2 separate regions of the Mus musculus genome follow, and region 2 is linked to region 1. The links are chromatin loops, found by intact Hi-C in ENCODE. Cell type or tissue: left cerebral cortex. All regions are shown on one strand. Each heading gives the region's core, and the rest is flanking DNA. Links, peaks and the distances in the headings are about the cores only. Region 1 holds the start of Gm32282 (predicted gene, 32282). Region 2 holds the start of Gm32573 (a long non-coding RNA gene).

Region 1 (7,474 bases), core at 1,128-6,127:
TTCAGGGTATTGAAACTGCATTAGAAATTAGGATGGGTGCAGAATACAGAGAGCTGTGTTGCAGTGCAGGATGTAGAATTTCTCTTCCTCACAATGGAATGTAACTGAGACCTCTATTCTCCATCGGTTACTCTGCCCTTTCTCCTCTCCCCCTCCCCCTTCCCCGTCTCTCTTTCTGTCCTTCTTTCTCCATACCCATTCTTGATACCTAGCCCAAACTAGCCTTAAGCTCATGACCTTCCTGCTGCAGGCTTCCAAGTGCTGGGATTACAGGCGTGTGCCATCTAGCCTGGCTTGTACACTTGCTTCTTGTAGCTATCAAGGAGAATGGCTATGAGCCTATATTATCTTAACTAGAGGGATCTCAATAATTTATTTACTTGAATCAGTCTAGTTTTCAAAAGCACTCCTTAAGAGGAAATGTTAATTGACTACACACTACTTCCTCTTAAGAAACTATGTAATGTGCAATTGGTCACATTATATGAGTTAGTAATTGATAAAAATTGAACTATTTGGTGAGATATGGATGAAATCTCATGATATTGAAAAAAAACAAAATTTAATGTAATGATGGATGTGAAAAGAATTTTAAAGTTAAAAAGGGGTGAGAATTCTATAAGATTCTTTGCTTCTCTATAAGCAGAGAGAAGTCTTAAATGCATAGGCCTCACACTGAGAAGGTGTAAATCTTCACAGATTGAGGGAATGTGTGTGGATGAAATTTTTCTGGAAAGCCATATGCCAGTGCATGTCAAAATGGGATCAATTTTGACCCACAGATAATTCCACTTTAGGAGTTTACCAAGGAGAGTAATCAGACAAATATTTGATAATGTCATGGTGACCGTACCTTTATTTGTGACAGTGAAAATGTGTGCCAAACAAGCAAAAGCCTAAAGGTGTGTTGAGACACCGTCAGTGAAACAGGCAACCCACACACTCTCCTCAGCGGGAAGAAGATGGAGTTATGGGTTCTAAAGACCAGTATGAGCAATGAAGCAATTATGAACTAGAGTGTATATCTTATTTGATACTTCACATATATAGACAAAGAAGCCTTCACAGATGTATAAAAATACGGCCCATTATTATAAGCCAATGGTGTTTCTTTTTCTTACTTTCTTCCTTCCGCTTCTGTTCCTCATCTTTTCTACTCTCCTGCCTCCCCCTCTTTCTCCTCTCTTATTGTTCTGTGTTTCTCCCCTTGTCTTTTTCTCTCCTCTTTTCCTGCCTAGGATGGGAGGTGTTTATCTATAGCCCACCATCCTAGAAAGACCTGAACAAGATGGGTTGGTGAGCTCCAAGTTACTCTTTTTTGTTTGTTTGTTACACACACACACACACACACACACAGGGATGCTCTCTGTGTAACATCATGTGCTGTTCCTGTCCTGGAACTTACACAGAACACAGAACACAGAAAACAAAACCTTTGCCTGTCAATCAGCAGATGGAGCCATCTGAAGGTGGCATCTTTAAATCTGTGGCACCAATAGGAAGACAGAGGGGGCCTTCTGGGGAAAGAAAGAGCATAGACAAGGGAGGAGACCCTCGGATTCTTCCTGAAGTTCTTTATTCCGTGTGACAATCCCTGTCTCTCTTGGACAGGTGTCATATTTGGAACTGTCTATTCTGGTTCTCCACTTCTGGGAAAGCCATTTGTCATGCCCTATTAACCTCAGGAAACAGTTAAAGAGACAGGCTTTTCAGGCAAAACAGGTATGCAGCCCAAACCTGATATCCATAAACACAGCCTTCCAAGACGAAAACTTCTCACTTATAAGATGAAGACAATTTAAGCCATTCCCCCAGAGGAATGTGAGGCCCAGCTTTAGACTGCTAGAGGATTGTGTGGTCGAATGAAATCAACCTCTACGAAGTGCTGAACATACTGGCTTTAGAAATGTTAGCTATGGAGCTGGAGATGTGGCTCTGTGGTTAAGGACAATGGCTGCTCTTCTAGAGGATTCAAGCACGCAAAAGATGGACAGACACACGTGGAGGCAAAAGCACCCATGCACATAAAATAAAAAGTGTTAGCTCTTCCTTTTCCCATGATCATTAGTTACTGACATTTAAATACATTCAAGATGAGAAACTGTCACAAAAACCTGAAACCCAACACTAATGCTGACTGCCAAAGCAGATCTAAGAGGCCATCCCAAGAAAAGCCAAAGGAGCAAACAAAAGGCAGACAAGTGTCCTATGGTTACATGTGACAAAAATTAGACAGGTAGGATGCCCACGTGTTGGGAGAGAGTTAAGACCTGAGTGACTGTTGTGTTGTTGACATGGATCATAGCCATGTCAAAGACCAAGGCCTCAGACCCAGATGAAGCTCAGAGGGATGTCAAAGCAGCCCTCATATTTACGGCCCAAGCTTCCAAGGAGCTGCAGCTACTCCATCAGAGAGCGCAGTCTGCCTGGTCCCAGCTTTCGTGTGTGTCTGTCTGTCTGCTTTATTCCCTTTCCACCCCTGTGGCCACATTTCCAGTCCCTGGAGCCATGGCTGGATGAGTCACCATCTCAGGCTGAATAGTTGGAAATGCATTCAGTGAGCTTCTCCCAATAAAAGCAACATAGGAGAATGTGCACTTCCTGATAGTATTCTCTGGGAAGTTGGTGTTCTTGTCTCCACTCTACAGAGGAGAGAACGGCTTTGTAGTGCACACGCAACTGTTTAAACTGGTACAAAGAAAGAGCAAGGCTCTGGCAGAACCTTCAAAAGAGGTCGTGTTCGGTGCACAGGTCTTGCTACCCAGTTAGTGCCTCGGAAGCAGCTGTTATTCACTGGCAAAGCAGATAAGACAAGGACTCCCTTAAACGTGATGTACTGGACGGTGACAGCATGGCCCAGACATCAGATCTAGAGTGGAAAAGTAGGTGAGTGAGCCTTCAATCTAGGACTTTATCTCTACCTCTGAAATTATCTGATCCTAGACTTGGTGAGCATCCTTATACAGTAAAGCTTGCTAGGGCTTAGGGAGACGGGAGGACTCAGATAAAAGGATTCGTTCCTGTTGTTGTCGTCATGGCTTCCTGTGATATGGATGCAACATTTTTTTTTATAAGACAAAAGATTTTTTTGTCCCTTGTATCGCTCTACTCTAATAATACATCTTACTCAAAAGATAATGTCTTCGTTTTTGTTTTGTCTTGTCTTGTTTTGTTTTGTTTTGTTTTGTTTTGTTTTTCACTTCAGGGACACATAAACAGCGTGACCATCCCAGAGAATGTGACTCCAGTAGGAAAGCTTGGGAGACACTGCATCAGGCTCCGAGTCTCCCATATTCTTTCTGTCTACTGCACTCCCTGTCCCACTTGCTGTTGCTGGGCCCCAGTTGGCACTTTGCTTTTCACAGTGAATCCCCGCTCTGATCCAACCTGCCCAGTGGCCAATAGAGGGCGGACTGTCTCTTCCCTCCAGATGGCCTTCAGAAAGTCTCCCTCCTTTTGCTGTCCTCCCTCCACTTCTTCAGGTTACTGAGCCACACGCCTGTCATCTGCTTTGTTTAGAGATGTTTACTAAGACTCCCGATGGGTCAGAGAAAATATCCAAGTGTCCTTTCGCATGTAACTCTCCTTTTCCACTCATGCCTGTCCTAAGCATGCCTCCCTCCAATGGGCTGACTGAGTGAGGTTGGAGCTGCTTAATAGTTGTGTTATAAGGAGATCAACACTACAACCAAAGGCACTTGAACTATTGTAGAATAAGGGAATATGCTCAGAGAAAGAGACATTAGACCACATTCATGTAAGCTCTGATTCTTACATTTTCAAGTGTCTTTTAGGGCCCATGTAACCTTTCCCAGCCTATTCTATCACTCAGCACCCAATAGCTATCATGCTAAGCTGAACTACCCCCTTCCTTAAAGACAGCAGGATCCCTTATGGATTAGCATTGCCTCAGCTCGTGGGCACCTCACATCTTGCTGGATTCCTGAAAAGAAATGTTTTAACTGAGCTCCTAGCTCACGTACGGGTCACGTACGGGTCTCGGAGAATCGGGTAGAGCCTTGCCACTAATTACTGTACTCAAGATTCCTATTTTCTTCTATGACTTAACTCTATGGCAAACATAGAGTCTACATTCTCTTGAGCTAGTATTTTCTAAGCCTGTTAATTTTTCTTACCTTGTACTTATTTATCTAAGTTTTTCTAACTATAAAGTCTCAAGAAGGATGGGTAGAGGCCTCCATCTTGTTGCTTGTCTATTCCCAGATCTGTGGTATTTCCCAATTCTTAATGTATTGCCCTAAAAGGAAAAAGCACAAAGAATGGTGCTTTAGACAGGGTGAGGTCACTCTCTCAAGCTGTGTTGTCTTTGCACTTCTGCCTCTTCTCTCTCTCCTGACCTTGACTTTTCCCGAGTCTAACAACATTATCTGCTTATGTTTTTAATAAAGTCTTTATTCTTGCATTCGAACAGAAGTTCAGATAACCTCTGCAGGGGTTGGAAGGGATGTTTTAACAAGGTCCAGTGATGACAGTTTGTTGGCAAATCCCACTATGAAGTACTAGTGCCTCGTTGGGCAACAAGACACGAACATTTATTATGTGTTTCAATATTTGGTTTTGCTAAAAGAAAACCTAGCAAGTTGTAAATGACTTCACCCTTTACTTTTATAGGGCTTCAGGGTACGAGGACCTTTTAGAGAGGGCCATGTAAAATGTGTCACAAATGCCTGGAGAATCGTCACCTCAACAGCAGCTTATAAGCCCCAAGAAAATGGGGTGTTCTCCCCTTTCCAATATTGACGGTTCCCTAAGCCCTCCTTCCCCAACAATCAGTATAATTAACGAGACATTTCCTCTCTTCAGTATAAATGTATATAGTTTTCTAATGGGATGGAGAGGGGAATATTACACTGGTGGCTTTGGCTTTTTTGTTGTTGTTGTTGATGATGATGACTACCACAGATAAACCATAATATTCTGCAGAAATATGAATCTGTCCCACAAACAAAATTCCAAAGGCATCTTTGTGTCCTTTCTCCTTGTACTGGTGCCATTAACTTTTGGCTCATTAGTCATGATGCTCCTGATCTAACTAGCTGCCACCTATCTGCAGCAAGACCATGCACAGGCAGCCAAGCCCACTTCACACCTGCTCCAACACCAGGCGGGTTTTACATAATGATTCAAATCACTCCCCCCTCCCTCCTTGGGCTGTTTTATTTATACTCCTGTAAGGGGGCACGGAGAAAACATCGACGGGGCCACTGGTTCTCTCCTGATGAGGGATCAGAGCTATCACTGGGAGAATCTCTGAAATCATTGAGGAGAAATCCTCCACATGTGCACAGCTCCTCTCCAGTTGTTTCATGTCTCGCCACAAAGAATATATTACCACCCATCTTCTTTATTAATACATTCGTGATAAATCTTTTAGGAAAGAAAAATGGGAGGAAGAAAAGGGAAACACGCCTCTTTAGCTCGCGAGCCTGAAAAAACAAAACAAAACGGCACAGTCAGGTGGCATGTAAGGATGCCTAGGCTCTTCCAGCCTAGCGTCATGTCAAGACTTGTAATCTAGTGTTGAGCCTTACTCCAGAGAGGATTAAGCTCTGTTACTTTCCAGTCACCCCTCCCATGATACAGCACCTCCACACAGACATACAGAAGGTGGATCATTAAAATTCAAGCTGCAGCCCTCCCCAACATTGTCCCAGCTCAGAATATTTACCTAGACCATTTAAAGCATTCAACCCCACCAGCAGTTTCCCTGGAGATGTCTCCAGGTTTCCAAGACTCCATTACATAATATCTTTTACAAAGTCTATTCCCAGCTCGAGTGGAAGATGGATTCTCGTCCAGTTTGCGGAAATTCCACGCGTTCGCTTCCCTTTCCTGGGGTTCGATCCGGCCAGTGCCCAGCCTAGGCTGCAGCAACAGCTCCGGCTAGGATCCCCGCCACTCTCTGAACTCAAAACTACCACCCGGAGGTGCAGCCGTCCCGCCCCCGGTGCTCCAAAGCTAGCCCTCGTGGCCCGGTGCCGGCGGGGGCTCGCGTCGCTACGACTGTCTCAGATCCCCGGCCGCAGCGCGCTCGCGGGGCCGGGCCCCGAGCCCGGATGATCGGCAGCAGGGCCGACTCGGTGCCGGGCTGCGGAGGAAGGAGAGGGGGAGGAGGAGGAGGCGTGGAGGGAGGAAGGGCCGGGGCAGCCCCGGAGGGAGGCGAGGGGGAGGGGAGGGGGCCGGCCGGCCCGAGGGTGGGGGGGCAGCCAATGAGCAGCGCGCGGCGCGGGGAGGGCGGGGGGGGGAATGAGGTAGGATGGGGGAGGGCGCAGCCGGAGCGGCGGAGGCTCCAGCCATAAACAAGCGCCCGGAGGAGCGGCGCGGGAGAGAGCCGAGCCGGGCACAAGGAACGGACGCCACGGACCTTCTGCTGAGCCACCGCGCCCACTCGGCGGCTCGGGAGGCGGGGACCGGCCCGGAGGCTGCGCTGCCGTCGTCTTTCCCCGGCAATCAGGAGCAGCGCGGAGGACCAGAAGGAGCCACCAGCCCTTCTTCGGAGCGGTGCGCAGCCACCGCCGCCGCCAGAAGTTTGGGTTGAACCGGAGCTGCCGAGAGGAAACTTTTTTTCCTCTTTTCCCCCTCCCGCCCGGGAGGAGAAGGAGGAGGAGGGGAAGCCACCCGCCACCGCTGCCGCTGGCGCCAACGCTCGTGGGCTCCGGGTCGGCGCGGCCCGCAGGGGCGGCGGGGGCCTCGCCCCGCGAGGGGAGGAGCGCCCCGGGGGCCCCTAGTGGGGCACGAGGACCGCGGGCTGCGGGTGCGGCGGCGGCGCGTGTGCCCCGCGCAGGGGAGGGCGCCCGCCCCGCTCCCGGCCCGACTGCGAGGAGGAGGCGGCGGCGCAGGAGGATGTACTTGGTGGCGGGGGGCAGGGGGCTGGCCGGCTGCGGGCACCTCTCGGTCTCGCTGCTGGGGCTGCTGCTGCTGCTGGCGCGCTCAGGCACCCGGGCGCTGGTCTGCCTGCCCTGTGACGAGTCCAAGTGCGAGGAGCCTCGGAGCTGCCCAGGAAGCATCGTGCAGGGCGTCTGCGGCTGCTGCTACATGTGCGCCCGCCAGAGGAACGAGAGCTGCGGTGGAGCCTATGGGCTCCATGGAGCCTGCGACCGGGGGCTGCGCTGTGTCATCCGCCCCCCGCTCAATGGCGACTCCATCACCGAGTACGAAGTGGGCGTCTGCGAAGGTACGGCTGCCCTGCTGCGCGCCCCCTCCCACCTGGCGGGCGCGGAACAAAGTTTGCTTGAGACTTTTCCCAGAGGAGAGAGGGTTCCCGGGGAGGAGGGACGGTCGCTGTCCCCTGGAGGGTGCCCTAGATGCCTGCCCAGGGGCGGGCGAGGTTGGGTTGCGTGGGTGAGCTCCGAACACGCATAGACACACACAGGTGCGGTGATTAGGGCTTACACTGGGTGGCCTTTCTCGCCCCAGGCAGGGGTGCCCTGTGCGGGGGCACACTGCGGAGTCT
Region 2 (7,474 bases), core at 1,220-6,219, 390 kb after region 1:
GAAAGGGAAGAAACGGAAACAGTTGTTAGAAATTGTTGTTAGAAATGAAAACAAACCACTGCTCGTGGGGCCTGGCAAAGTAACGTGGCAACGAATCAGGGTTCGGCCTTTTCTATGTTGCTATGGTTTCGAACTGCAACCTAAATGTGTTGTTTAATCTTTGTTGATTGGCTTATCGCTCTGAAACTGTACGGGCTGTCTATACAGATTCTGCACTCTACAGCAATAGCACCAGTCTCTGCTAAAAGACAGTGGTGGTCAGTGACTGTTTTGTGGGCACCAATGCAACTCTGCTTTCTCACAGGTGAGACCACAAAAGCCTATGAGAAGCCATCTATTCCAGGGACAACCATACAGCCTGTCACCCTGACACAGGCTCAAGCTACCCCTGTAGCTGAGGTCACCCACAGATCCACCTCAAAGCCATTTGCAGCATCTGTCACCAACAGCCCCAGACCCCAACCTGTGGGCCACAGGAGTCAGGAGATGGGTGAGTAGATGGGCCATGTATCGCTGTGTACCACACGAGCAGAATGGTGTAACCTTAGAGGAACAGCTGTTGGGGGGTCTGGGTATGTAGTCTCCAGCTCTCACCCTTTTGACTAGTGACTCAGGGGTGTGTGAGACTTTCACCAGGTGGGAGGCAGCAGGTTCTATCTTCCAGGTTCAAAACACAATTACCATTGTCATACTCGAGAAGGTAGGGTAGCATACCTGTTTGTCAGGTACAAACATTACCTTTCCTCCCTCCGGAAGCTCGCGTGAAAGACAGTAGGCTTCGCTCTGACCGTTGTCGTGCTCTGGACTTTGTTTCCTTAAGTAATAAATAGCCCATACCCAGAAGTCTTTAGATGTTAAGAATAAAGCCTAAAGACTCCCTTTAGGAGGTCAGATAGTGCTCGTATCTGCTTGTCACATGCACAGGCTTCTGTCTTCACTACCCAGAGATAAACGGCACCTGTGTCAGTTCAAACAGTTTCCTGGTGGGGGAGGGGAGAGGGATGGGAAGTTGTGCAATGGGCTCGCCATTATCTCAGGTTTCTCTGAGTCGTTCTTGTCTGCTGACACGTTTTTTTTTTCCTTCTGGGAGGAAATTCCCAGGACTGACTTTTTTTCAGCCTGACCCAGTTTTCAGTCATCACTGCTATGCAGCCTGACCCTTCCCTTCCCTGGCAGAGCCTCGGCATCTGTCTACCCGTCCTTTGGTTTTTCCACAGAAGAAGTCCCACTGTCAACACACTGGGCATTTTTTTTTTCTGAGTAACCCACACATATTAGCTTACTGGGTCACAACAACTCCGTGGAGCCGATCTATATGACTTCTAACTGGAAACAAATCCATTGTTACGGTGACTAACCTGAGGATGAAGGGGGATAAGGGAAAGAGAGGCCAAGGTCACACGGGCAAGCAAGCAGAGCAGGAATCCAAACTCCAACGCCTGGAATCCCTGCCATCAGCAAACACATCAGTACAGCCGGAGCCGTGGAGGACCACACGTTGACCAGGACAAAGTGGCAAGATTGGAGGCTGCTGGGCGTCCCTGGTTTGATTTAATGATTTAATTTAGTATTAATAGTCACTGTCAGGATACACACCACATGTGTAGTCCCTAGGCCAGGTGTAGCACACACACTTTATCGTAGTCTTGCCAACGATGCCTGAAAGTTGTGGCTTAAAGATCCCAAGGCAGAGACTCATAAAAATAATTTGTAAAGTTTTGAAACACTTCAGACATGCTCCCCACTCCATCCTATTCTTGTTATTTCTATTACACTTAATAGTAACACAAGTTATTGATACCTGGCAAGAAAAGAGAAGTATTCTGGGGTGCTGGGTAAGCAGGGCTCACAGGAGTCCCTAAAACCAGAGCTTTTTCTCTATTCCATCCCAAGTGCTTGGCTTTCGAGTCCTCCACTCTTTCAAACACATTCTAGTATCTGAATCGGTAGTTGTCCCTCCCAGAGGGCATCTTATGTAACGGCACAGTGAGTGCGTGGCTTGTTTTCTTGGCTACACTGGCAGCTTGGAAGTCTTGATGCCAATTTGGCTGGAAACCCCTCAAAAAAACCTGAGGTAGTGACTCCCAAGCTGGCAGGGCTCTGTTTCTCCTGGCTTCGGGACAGGGGCTTTGGACAGCAGCCTCCCAGCCTGCCAGTGTTCTCTGTTCATGGTCACACAGCGCCTGCTTCTCTGCAACCCACACAGTGCTGAGCAAGTCCTTGGAGAGGGAGAGGTCTCTGTGCAGCAGGCACCGCAGCTGTTAAGACGGGAGCCCAAGTAGGCAGGGATGGAGGACTTCTCAAGCGTGGCATTGTCCGCTCAAAGGCATTCTGCAGCCAAGAAGAGAAGTAGATGCAGATGTCCAAACGCGTTTGTCCATTTAGAGGAATAGGTGCATTGAGACGCTTTTCACATCCCATACAATAAATTTCTTGTGCAGGGGGTGGTGTCCATACGGCTACACGGCTATCGCTACAATCAAATTCTAGAAGTTTCATCATTCCCAAAGGAACCTCGATCCTACAAACCTGAGCCACCACCCTCTTGGCCTTATATCCGCTGTTCTTAACATGTGGGTTGTGGTCCAATGACCCTTTCACAGGTGTTGCCTAAGACCATCAGCAAATAGAGATATTACATTACAATAACAATATAATTTCATACCAGTAGCAAAAGTACTGCTCTACAGTAGCAATAAGAATAACGTCATGGCCCGAGGTCACCCCAACATGAGGAACTGTCTTAAAGGGTCACAGCATTAGGAAGGTTGAGACCTGCTGTCCTAGATAAACATCTATCTGCTTTTATGAATGACTCTCTTAAAAAAAAACTTATGTAAACATGAGAATTTTACTTTGTACTGAGTCTGCAGTTTTCAATGTGAACTTTGTGGGCCCCACATCCTGTTCCATCATCAAATGGATGAAACCTACCCCCTGCCTCTACCATGTGTGGTACCTCCAGGAAGATGATCTATAAGCTTGATCACTAATGATGATGTAAGTGGTCTTCTGTCCTTTTATAAAATATAATACATACTTAATGAGAGACCATGTGATAAAATGGACTAGGGATATGAGTTGCTGTGACTCTTTAACCCAACTACATGAGATAATATTTAGTAGATACATAACTATCTTTGAAATTCTAAAAAGCTGAGATAGTTTGCCAAGGAATTAGAAAGCATTCCTTAGAGTATCGACTGAGAAGTCAGTCATTACCATATTTTTCCCTGTTATATGTGTGACTGAAACAGAAAGATTCTCCAAGCAGATGTAACTGGGAAATTCAGGCAAAGCCTAATTCATTTAAGAAACATTTTGTATGTCTATTAGGCATCAGAAAACATTCTAGGATCTTGGGTTATATCAGTGAATACCCCACCTCAACACACTAAGGCCCATAGCTGATCCCTTCAGCTCAGGACACCTGCCACGTGGGTAGCTGGCATGGGGACTGTGTGTGCATGAGGCCTGAGAGTCCTCTTTGTTCTACGCTGAAGTCGATGCTCAGACAGAACATCGTACCTTAGACTCCAAGTGGTTCTCAACCTTCCTAATGCTGCGAAGCTTGATGCAGTCCCTCATGTTATGGTGACCCCCCCAATCAGAAAAGTATTTTTATTGCCACTTCATAGCGATAACTGTGTTAGTGTTATGAATAATACAGATATATGATATGTGGGACATCGGATATACAATATCTAGGGGTCACGACCCACAGGTAGCTAACCTTTGCCTTAGCAGGCAGTTAACAGGAAAAAAAAGTAAATATTTAGGAGAGACAGGGGCTCTCTCATGTGAAAGAAAGCTCAGGTGTAGGAGGACTCCCAGGAAGAGGAGGTTGGACACTATGGTCCTTTCACTGACCCATGAATGTACACGCCAAGGGTAGGAGTACTAAGCCAAGAGCCAAAGGGACAGAGACAGCTCACAGGACAGGAATAAGGCTGTCTTCATGGGAGAGGCTGAGATGGTTCCAGTGACCCCTGGAGCGTCCAGCACCAGAGAGAGTCACTCAGAGAGCCAGATTCGCCACCTAGTTAGAAAAGATGTCTAGCCGGGCGTGGTGGCTCACGCCTTTAATCCCAGCACTCGGGAGGCAGAGGCAGGTGGATTTCTGAGTTTGAGGCCAGCCTGGTCTACAAAGTGAGTTCCAGGACAGCCAGGGCTATACAGAGAAACCCTGTCTCGAAAAAAACAAAAAAACAAAAACCAACAAACAAAAAACAGACCATAGGGGCAAAGAGCGCTACCTAGTGGCAAGGCATAGAAATGGCAGGGCTGTTCATTTGCCCTCCAGACCTACCTGGGCAAGGAAGAGGAGAAGGAGAAGGACAGGGGCAGGGGAGACCAGTGTCTACCAGTGAACTCCTCGCTGATAGGTTTGCCAACTGGGGAAGTTTCCCTTCCGTAAGGTGTCTGGAGAAAGTTTTTCTTAAAACCCAATGTTTTAAAAGACAAGCATTCCTAAAGAAAAAAAAAAAAAAAGATGGAGAAGACTATGACCAGGCAAGCTACACTAGAACTACAAATGGCCAATAAATATATTCTTAAAAATATATGAAACTGTATGAGGAGTCCAATACATGCCATCGAAACAGAAAGCTGTCATACAGAGATTTACAGTTTGAGCATGAGTGTGGAGAAATGACAGAATTCACACTTCCAAGACAGAGAAGTCTAGGGTAAGTATTATCCAAGGGTGAAGAAGAGGCATGGAATGTGTTCTCGGGAAGGGAAATGAAGATTTACTCGCTCATCACTAGAAATACAGGTAAAGTTACAATACAGCTGCTGAGTGGTGTGCAGAAGAAAATGAGCTACATATATTCGGCAAAAGGCTTTTCAGCCATAAAGAAAAATGCAGCTGCGGCATTTTCAAGAAAAACGGAGGGGACGGTAGGGATCAACATTTTTCAGAAAAATAAGGCAGAGCCCAAAAGAGAAATACTCTGCGTGCTCTCCCTTATGTCTAGATTGGTGGGTGTGGGACGAGCAGAGAGAAAAGTCTGAAAGGAGAAAGGTAGGCAGACAACAGAACCAAGAAGGTGAAAGGGTAATGGGATGTGTGTGACATCAGGATACGGGGATTATCTGAGGCTACATGCATATAAAACACCATAACTAAACCCATGACTGCCAATGCTAACCTTTAAAAAGCTGGTATGTGTGGGGTGCCGCGCGTGAGCATGGGGAAATAAAGGGGTGGGAGAGATGACCCACATTCCACCAGAGCCCTGGGGCTCTGGGAGGGTGGACTTGGGGGACTGCCGTGCACTCTCCACGCCTTCCCGGTAGGCGTCTGGCTGTGGGAAGCCACAGAACCTCAGTCCGCGGGGGCAGAGAGGGAGCAGTCTGGGGTCCCTGGGCCTCATGGAGTCCAGAGACAACAGGTTCTAGCTCTTGGGCATCAAAGCGGGACACCTCGAAAGAGCTGAGAACGGGTGGGGGCCCAGGGTCGGCTCAGTCTGCCCCGGGGCTCGAAAGGAGAAGGGGCAGGAGAAAAGGCACTGGGTCGTTCTCACGCAGTCGAGTCTGGCTAGCTCAGGTGGCTCGTTTGGTGGGGCTTGGGTTGGCTGGTTACCTTGCTGTTGCCAAGTAACTGTGGGGAGGAGCTTACCTGGCTGTAGCCAGAATAGCAGGAGCTTGGGACATTGTCTATAGTGCCAGGATTGTGGAGTTGAGGAGTTGATGTAGTGTCAGGCGCTTGTGTCTGTGAGCATAGCTTACGGTTCGGTCCCTTGTAGATTTTTCTACTGGGTCTCCCGAGTAAGCCTTGCTTGACCAGAACACAGACTGCCTTTCAACGGTCCAGCAGGTATGAACGGGCACTGGCTGGTGTGAGACTGGCCCGTGGTACGTTTCTTGGCCAAAGAAGTGAGGTACAACATGGGCTTCTAGCCCGGTCCTGCACCGTGAGAACATGTCCACAGAGCAAGGGTTGTATTGCTAACATACTAAAATCAGAAGCCAGCAACTGCTGGATAGACAACCAAGTATGGCTGCTGGCCGTGCATTGTATATGGAGATAACTTCTTTACAGTGAGCCTGTGTTCTTTTTTATGACGGGTACAGATAATAAAGCTGCTTTGCGTTCATGTCACATGACTGAAGCAAAGCCAAAGGAGAAGAAAAAAAAATCCATCACGGCTAGCCCTGAAAGAAATTAGAATCTTCTCACCAACTTTCCCTTCTTCCCCACTATGAAGCGTGCTTGTCTTTCTTTCCCTCGGTCGACTTCTTCCTCCAGGGGGCGCTGTGTTTCCCTATGCAAGCTCCTCTAGCTCTCTTCTTGTAAAGCCTTCCTTCAGAGAAGCCGCCCAGGAAGCAATGAAATGCAGTTGACTCTCTCCCAGAGTAGTCAAGGCTAACCCAGTGGACGCTTCGGAAAAAACGACTGAAAGCTAAGGATTTGTATCAACTCCGTGTTTCTGCATTTTAGGCAAATTTAAGCGACATTTCTGTTGAGAAGAAGTGCTTTAACCTCTCCACAAGCGGCACCGCTGAGGGGGAATTATTTTTGAGAACAAGGAAATTTAAGAAATATGGCCCTTATGAATAAGGGACTTACTTTGCCAGCCATAAAATACAAGGATGCTTAGTGCCTGGACTACCTAGCCACTTCTCTAAATTCAGTCATATTGGTTGGATTGATTGATTGATTGGTTGGATAATTGATTGATGATTTTTTTCATTCTATCTATCCATCTGTCTGTTTATTTATTTATTTTCCATTCCAATGCCTCCTCCAGGGCAGGTCCAAACTTCGCAAAGGTTTTGCCTTGGTTCTGACCTTAGTCTAGACTTGCTATGTTGGCTCATGGAAAGAATGAGAACTAGCTAGATTCACATTCATGCTCTGAGCAGTCCAACTGTGCTTCCAGGTCTGTGGTCCCCCGCCACCTACACGAGCATCCCACACAGTCCTGTTGCCGGTCCAGGTGAGGCCTCGGCTGTCCTTCTCCATGCTGCCCCGAATGTTTGCGACAACCCAGAACCCTCCCCACTTGGTTTTGAGCTAACAGATAGCTAATAGAGTAGTTGGGCCAACAGAATGCTCTGCCCTCGGGTCTGTGAAGAAACCTGTAAGGAAAGTGAGGAAGACATTAAGTAAGCCAGCCCTTTGCCTGATCTCCCTTTCCCAGAGGCAATCTCTTACAGGTTATAATGGCAATTCCTAAGGACTCAGTATCCAGGCTCTTAGACACCTGAAAAGAGCAACTCTCTGGGGCTCAAGCATGGGGAAACTCACTTAAAAGATCAAGGGAAATTTTTATCGTCTCCCAAGAAAGGGCAGAGTGCATGTTGGTTGGGGTCATCTGTGATGCTTCCGGGGGAAAAAAAGCATCTTATCTCCCAGGAGCGTGCCTGTGAGTTGCAACACACGGGGCTTGCCTCTCTTCACTTCCACACAGGCTTTAATGAGTTGGTGCTGCACCAGAGGCTGCAGCAGGGCTCTGCAGCTCTGACA

What was found. Hi-C counts contacts between places; a loop is a spot of excess contacts. Peaks named below come from ENCODE experiments on the same cell type or tissue, not always from the same donor. Only the 100,000 strongest peaks of a DNase experiment are listed, where the experiment ranks them.
Region 2: it touches region 1 in a loop (2.8-fold over the local background); 3 of 42 quality-filtered maps call a loop at or near these places.

The regions. Positions count from the first base shown.
Region 1 is chr17:78,193,905-78,201,378 of GRCm38, forward strand. It overlaps Gm32282 (predicted gene, 32282), which reads right to left and starts at 6,121. Exons shown (of 2, transcript NR_168063.1): 1 at 5,690-6,121; 2 at 5,346-5,447. Crim1 (cysteine rich transmembrane BMP regulator 1 (chordin like)) reads left to right here and starts at 6,344. Exons shown (of 17, transcript NM_015800.3): 1 at 6,344-7,195. The coding sequence starts at 6,865. In left cerebral cortex, for the core only: CTCF peaks have their summits at 3,408 (motif pointing right) and 5,102; DNase peaks (open chromatin) are centred at 3,404, 5,218, 5,807 and 6,058; H3K4me3 peaks cover 800 bases; H3K27ac peaks cover 1,030 bases.
Region 2 is chr17:78,586,354-78,593,827 of GRCm38, forward strand. Vit (vitrin) reads left to right here. Exons shown (of 14, transcript NM_028813.2): 7 at 305-490. Gm32573 (a long non-coding RNA gene) reads right to left here and starts at 1,910. Exons shown (of 4, transcript XR_001782251.2): 1 at 739-1,910. In left cerebral cortex, for the core only: a CTCF peak has its summit at 4,257 (motif pointing left); a DNase peak (open chromatin) is centred at 2,075.